Regions from separate parts of the Homo sapiens genome. Here region 2 is linked to region 1. Evidence: chromatin loops called from intact Hi-C (ENCODE). Cell type or tissue: B cell. All regions are shown on one strand. Links, peaks and the distances in the headings refer to the core of each region. The heading gives the core; the rest is flanking DNA. Region 1 has its middle 52 kb from the start of NT5M. Region 2 overlaps TOM1L2 (target of myb1 like 2 membrane trafficking protein).

Region 1 (2,904 bases), core at 99-2,598:
CATGGGAAGGTAGGGCAGGTGTCATCCAGGACAGGAAGTCCATGGGGTAGGGAGGAAGGAGATGACCTGGGGAAAGGTCCCACTAGACTGTAATCTGCCCCTGGTCCTAGGTGGGAGGAGAGCCTCGGAGGGGCCACGCTGTTGGAGGATGAGCCAGGGCCCTGGGAAGTGACCCCCATTTGTCTTGGTTCAATAGTAGTTGTATGTGTTGGGGGGTATGAGCAAGAGAACAGGAATCCCACAGAAACCCCAGCTGGTGAGGGGCTGGTTCTGCATGGCATGAGAGAGGTTGAGCAGGTGAGCCCCAGGTAGAGCCCCAAGGCCCCCTGCTCTTCCTCAGCCTGGAAAGGAAAAATCCAGGGGATTCTGTGTGCTTGTGGAGGAACCACGGTCAAGAACTTTGGTGGGCAACTGCCTGCTTGGCGAAGTGAGCTGGGGCTGAGGGCTGCGGGGGACCATGCGGTCTGGGGTCAGATGGGAGCTGCAGCCAGACCTGAGGGGCTCAGAGCACCCCTGGGGCCCAGGCTGGGCCTCAGGAGCAGGCCCCTCGCCGAGCTTCAGGAGCTTCAGCAGGCAGGGCGGAGGCCCACCCGGCGAAACAAGGCAGCACGGCCAGGCCCTGAAGCAGAAGCCAGCTCCTGGATCCAGATGTGCCCGTGGCAGGGAAGGAAATGAGGGAGACCCTCTCAAGCACAGAGGGATCATCAGCCCCTCCAGGGCATGGAAACTTTGAACGACTCAATGCTTCCCCGAAAGAGCCTGAGTTCAACCAAAGACCGCTTTAATGGAAAGACTGAGTTCATTTTAATTGGCAATTAAAAAAAGTGATTAGTTGTAGTTAATAGGGAACAGTTATTTGCACATCTGAGTTTTTGCATGTGCACCCGATTCTGTTACACCTGCGCCTCATTTAACCCTTCCTATACCCTGCATCATGGTGTCAACCCCAGGAAACCAGGACTCAGAGAGGCTCATTGGCAAGCCCCAAGCCACACAGCAAGCAAGGCTGGGGTGGGAGCTCAGCCCCCAGAGTTTGCTTCAGAGGAGAGAGGGACAAGGAGTCTGCAGGACAGGGCCTGGCGCTGCCATCGACTTGCTGTGTGACTGTTCTCTGAGCCGACTTCCTCTGCTGACAAATGAGAGTGGGTCAGCATCCATGAGAAAGGGTTGAAGGAAATAGGGACATTTATTCCAGAATGTTGCTGCTTGATTGAGGGAACTGACTTCATCTGTAAAGCAAGGCGGTGGGCTCAGGGGAGGGAGTCCTAAATGGGGAAGAGGGGCCTTCCACAGGAACTTGGAGTCCTTCCAGGGACATTGTCCTGGTGTGGCCACCAGGTGGCAGCACAGCCCCCTTCAAATGACTGCTCGCGCGTGCTTATGATGGGGCGTGCATGGGTACAGGCAGCTGTGGGGAAAGAAGGGGGAAGGGCCCCATTCCCTACCTGCTCTTCTTGCCCTCCTGGGCCAGCTCTTCTTCCCCTTACGCCCCGGGCTGCTGTGGACAAATGTCTGATGGGCCCAGGGCGCCAGCCAGACTGAGGACCCGTGAGCAGCCTACCAGGGTAGGGGGCTCACCCTTGACCAGCAGAAACCTTCTTGTCCCCAGCCACAAACCTCAAGCATGCACTACCAGCAAGACCTTAAGGAGGCCTGAAGAGGAAAGTCGCTCTGCTTCCAAGCCAGGGCTTTGTGCAGGTTTCAGCTGGGCCTCGGGCTGCACCTCTAGCCCACCCACAGCTCCCTGTCACGTTGGGGATGAAGTGGGATCTCCTTAGCTTAGCACTGGAAGAAGACCCTTCAGGACCTGGCCCTCCCCATCTCCCCGGCGCTCGGGGCTCCTGGGGCTCTTCGCATGCCTCTCTCCTGCGGCTTTGCACCTGCCGCTCACCTGTCTTTACCGGCGCTTTCTGCACAAGCCCTGGCTCTGACTTCCCTGCAGCAGGGAGGCAGTGTGGGCTGTGTCAGCAGCAGCTTTTGCAGTGTTACCTTTATCCAGAGCTGCCCAGGCCTGGGGGGCTAGGCTGAGGGTGCCCTGCGGCTTTGGAGAGGGAGAGGCTGGGTCTTCACGCGCTACAGTCCAAAAAAGACTCTTTTCCTCTGGGCTCTTACAGGCCCTAAGCCAGTTTATGCCAGGGCTGTAACAAGATGACTCTTAAGGGTAGAAATATGTACAAATAGTAGCCAAATTGCCTGTTCAGGAATCGTCTCTGCCCAGTTGGCAATTTGGATAAAATTACAAAAAAAAAAAAAAAGTCCTTGATTAGATTTGGCAAGGCTGGCTTGTACTCACAGGTCGGGGCCTAAAGGAACCCAGCAATAATCAGTCTCCTTAAAATTTAGAAAGAAGCAGGGCTGAGGAGATGCAAACAGGCTGTGGGCAGAAATCTTGTATTCTCACCCTGGTTTTCTGCTACTCCTGGTAGTTTTGGCTCCTTGGAGAATGATCAGGCAGTGGTGTGGGGCTGCAATTCACACAAATGGCCACTGGATGATGCCAGAGGACCGGCTCTGGATGCTTAAGTCCTCACTGCCTCCCTGGAGGGACCTCTCTTGGGGCCTGCAGTCACCACCCAGACCAGACCTGCCCCATGTTCTGGTCCCATAAGGATGTTCCTAATGATCAGCATCTCTTTCTGACCCCAGGCACGTTCTGGAAGCTCCTGTGGGCAGGCCCTGGGGGCCTCAACCACTTGGTTGGCCGGGGGGCAAGATGAATCACCAGAGCTGTGACTTCACCTAAAAGAGCAAAGTGCTGTGGGCATTTGAGGCCTCAGAGACAGACTGGGGGGTGGCTGGGGTTTTGCGCAGGCCTGGCTAGGAGGAAGGCAGGTGCCCAAAGACATCCATGGGTCCCTGTTCTCATGGTAGGTTCCATTTGCTGCAGGCCCCTCCCATGGTCCC
Region 2 (2,904 bases), core at 171-2,670, 560 kb after region 1:
GGCAACATAAGGAGACCCCATCCCTACAAAAAATTTAAAAATTAGCCAGGAGTGGTGGCTTACACCTGTCATTTCATCTACTCAGGAGGCTAAGGTGGGAGGATGACTTGAGCCCGGGAGGTCAAGGCTGCACTGAGCCGTAATTGAGCCACTGCACTCCAACCTGGGCAACACAATGAGGCTGCCTTAAAAAAAAACTGTCTTCCCATCTATGAACACAGGATGTTTTTCCATATATTTATGTCTTCTTTCTTCTTTAATTTCTTTCAGCAACGTTTTATAGTTTTCGGTGCACAATTTTTTGCTGCCTTGGTTAATTCCTAGGTATTTTATTTTTTTAGAGGCTAGTGTAAATGGAATTGTTTTCTTTTCTTTTCAGATTGTTCATTGTTAATGTATATTAACAGAAACACAACTGATTTTTGAATGTTGATTTTGTATCCTGCAGCTTTGGTAAATTTATGTTATTCGCTCTAGCAGTTTTTCTTTTTTTTTTTGTTTTGTGGTATCTTCAAGGTTTTCTACATGTAAAGTCATGTCATCAGGGAACAGAGATAATTTTACTCCTTCCTTTCCCATTGAGATGCCTTTTATTTCTTTTTCTTCCCTAACTGCTCTGGCTACAATTTCCAATACCATGTTGAATAGAAGTGGTGAAAGGCAGCATCGTTGCGCCTATATATATTTTTACAAAACACAGTCATACACCATGAGAGCAAACAAAGCTGAAGAGAAGACCCATTTGAGTCCTTATTCCATAAAAAATTGCAAGAGGGTGAAAACAGGAACCATAACAGGATCTGCAGGTCTTTGCAAGCCCTGAGAAAGTCACCTCAGACTTCTGTCTGGAAAGCCTTCTCTCCAGCCTATCTGCCCATATCTAGCTCCCATCCAACGTCCTCTCCAGAACCTTCTTTGCTGCCGCCCACAAGAGAGGCCCTCTGATGGGCTCCAGCACCTGATAGTACAGTTCACACAAGGACTGAGCCTTCAAGACCATTCTAATGTTCTGAGAACTTTTTCAAATCTTACCGGCTTAATGAGCCGTTAAGTATCTTCTTGGCCCCCAACCCCAACCTAAACTGGAAGCTGCTTGGAGGCAGGACATCTTCATGTCAAGAAGGCCTGGCTTTATGCTGATGAGGGCCCTTTATAAGTAAAATGATGATTATAAACCCTTCTGAGGCCCCCAGGTGACAGGCACTGGGCAGTCTGGTGAGATGAGAGCTCGGTTCCCAGCTGTCCCCGGTTCTCCCTTCAGACTTAGAAGCAGGAGAAATGTGCATTATAATGGAGTCTAGAACAGGGAGTGTGAACTCAGATTTTGGTGAGTTCTAGTTCTGCCAATTACTGTGTGACTACAGGCAATAACTTGACCTCTCCAAGCCTTTTGGACTGCTGCAAAATGCTGCAATAACAGCACTCTCTCACACAGTGGCTGTTAGAGGAGACTAAATAATACAGAAAACACCTGACAGAGCCTCTAATACAGAGGACCTTTCCTTGCTGTTACTTCTAACTTTATTACAGCTCTTCTGAAAGGAGCTCTGCCAGTGCCCTCCCCTTGCACCCCCCTCCTCTCCCATTCCCGTGTCACCACTGCCACCTACAGGTAAACAGCCATCCACAAGCTACACCCATCAGATTCAAAACCCTGGGAGCTCTAGCTTTCTGGATTTCTGGGTTACTGAGCCAGGAAGACCTCCATGCTTCCAGAAGGAAGCCCCCAAACTTGGCTTGCCCCACCTGTAGGGTAAAGGAGCAGGCACACCACAATTTCCTTAAGAATCCAAGCATTAAAACTCCAAGAGGTCTTAGAGACCATCTAGTAAAAAGATTCCCCATAAGTCCACATTTCCTGGACCCCAGGAAGTGGGGCATGGGGGAGGAGGGGCCACGGTGTTGTTGCAAGTTCCCTATGGGCAGTTTCTTGCCCTTAAAGCTACCATTGAACCACTGGTCTCAAGTCTTCAAGGAAATGGCTCTCATTCTTTTCACCAAAAAAATGGAGAAACAGAAGAGAGAATGAAAACCTGTTTATTTGGTTTGAGCCAGGTTCTTGACAGACATTACCTCATTTAACCCTACCATCCCACGCCCCAGCCGCCAGGAAGGTTCTCTCTCTCTAATAGGAAGAAAATGAAGCCTGGTGGGGTGACTAGCCCCACAGTGTGCAGAGAGGAGGTAGCAATACTGCCAACCACATGACCCAGGTCTTCCTGGTAAGCCTGGCCTTGGACCCTGATCCATCCTCAGGTAGAGGGTCACAGAGGCAAAGAAGACCCTGGCCTCCACAATAGACGGTCCAGAGTATTGGATGCAGCCCACCCTCCTGATTTTTAGGTGAAGTCTAAAGACCCTCCTGATTTTTAGGTGAAGTCTTAAGTGTAAAAGAGAGTGCTGGTGAAAGTGTCAAGTTAAATTAGATGCTGGGTCACTTTATTCTCTCGTTCTTTTTTTTTTTAATTAATACATCTTTTATTTTGGAATAATTTTATATTTACTGAAAAGTTGCAAAGATAGAACAGAGTTCTCATTTGCTCTTCTCACCGTTTCCGCTAATGTTCAATATTTTTTTTTTTTTTTTTTTTTTTGAGATGGAGTCTCGCTCTGTTGCCCAGGCTGGAGTGCAGTGGTACAATCTCAGCTCACCACAACCGCCGGCTCCCGGGTTCAAGCAATTCTCCAGCCTCAGTCTCCCAAGCAGCTGGGACTACATGTGTCTGTCACCACACCAGCTAATTTGTGTATTTTTAGTAGAGACGGGGTTTCACAATGTTGGCCAGGCTGGTCTCGAACTCCTGACCTCGTGATCCACCCGCCTTGGCCTCCCAAAGTTCTGGGATTACAGGAGTGAGCCACTGCGCCCGGCTTTTTTTCTTTTTCTTGAGACGGAGTATCACC

Evidence for each region. Hi-C counts contacts between places; a loop is a spot of excess contacts. Peaks named below come from ENCODE experiments on the same cell type or tissue, not always from the same donor. Only the 100,000 strongest peaks of a DNase experiment are listed, where the experiment ranks them.
Region 2: it touches region 1 in a loop (7-fold over the local background); 5 of 110 quality-filtered maps call a loop at or near these places.

What each region holds. Positions count from the first base shown.
Region 1 is chr17:17,353,754-17,356,657 of GRCh38, forward strand. No RefSeq gene overlaps it. Among named protein-coding and RNA genes, the nearest start is that of NT5M, 52 kb to the left of the region's middle. RefSeq lists enhancers at 1,183-1,683, 1,684-2,184. In B cell, for the core only: CTCF peaks have their summits at 1,330 (motif pointing right), 1,533 and 2,478; DNase peaks (open chromatin) are centred at 1,338 and 2,498.
Region 2 is chr17:17,917,765-17,920,668 of GRCh38, forward strand. All of the region lies in intron 1 of TOM1L2 (target of myb1 like 2 membrane trafficking protein), which reads right to left. Among named protein-coding and RNA genes, the nearest start is that of TOM1L2, 53 kb to the right of the region's middle. RefSeq lists an enhancer at 2,577-2,904. In B cell, for the core only: a CTCF peak has its summit at 1,635 (motif pointing left); a DNase peak (open chromatin) is centred at 1,607.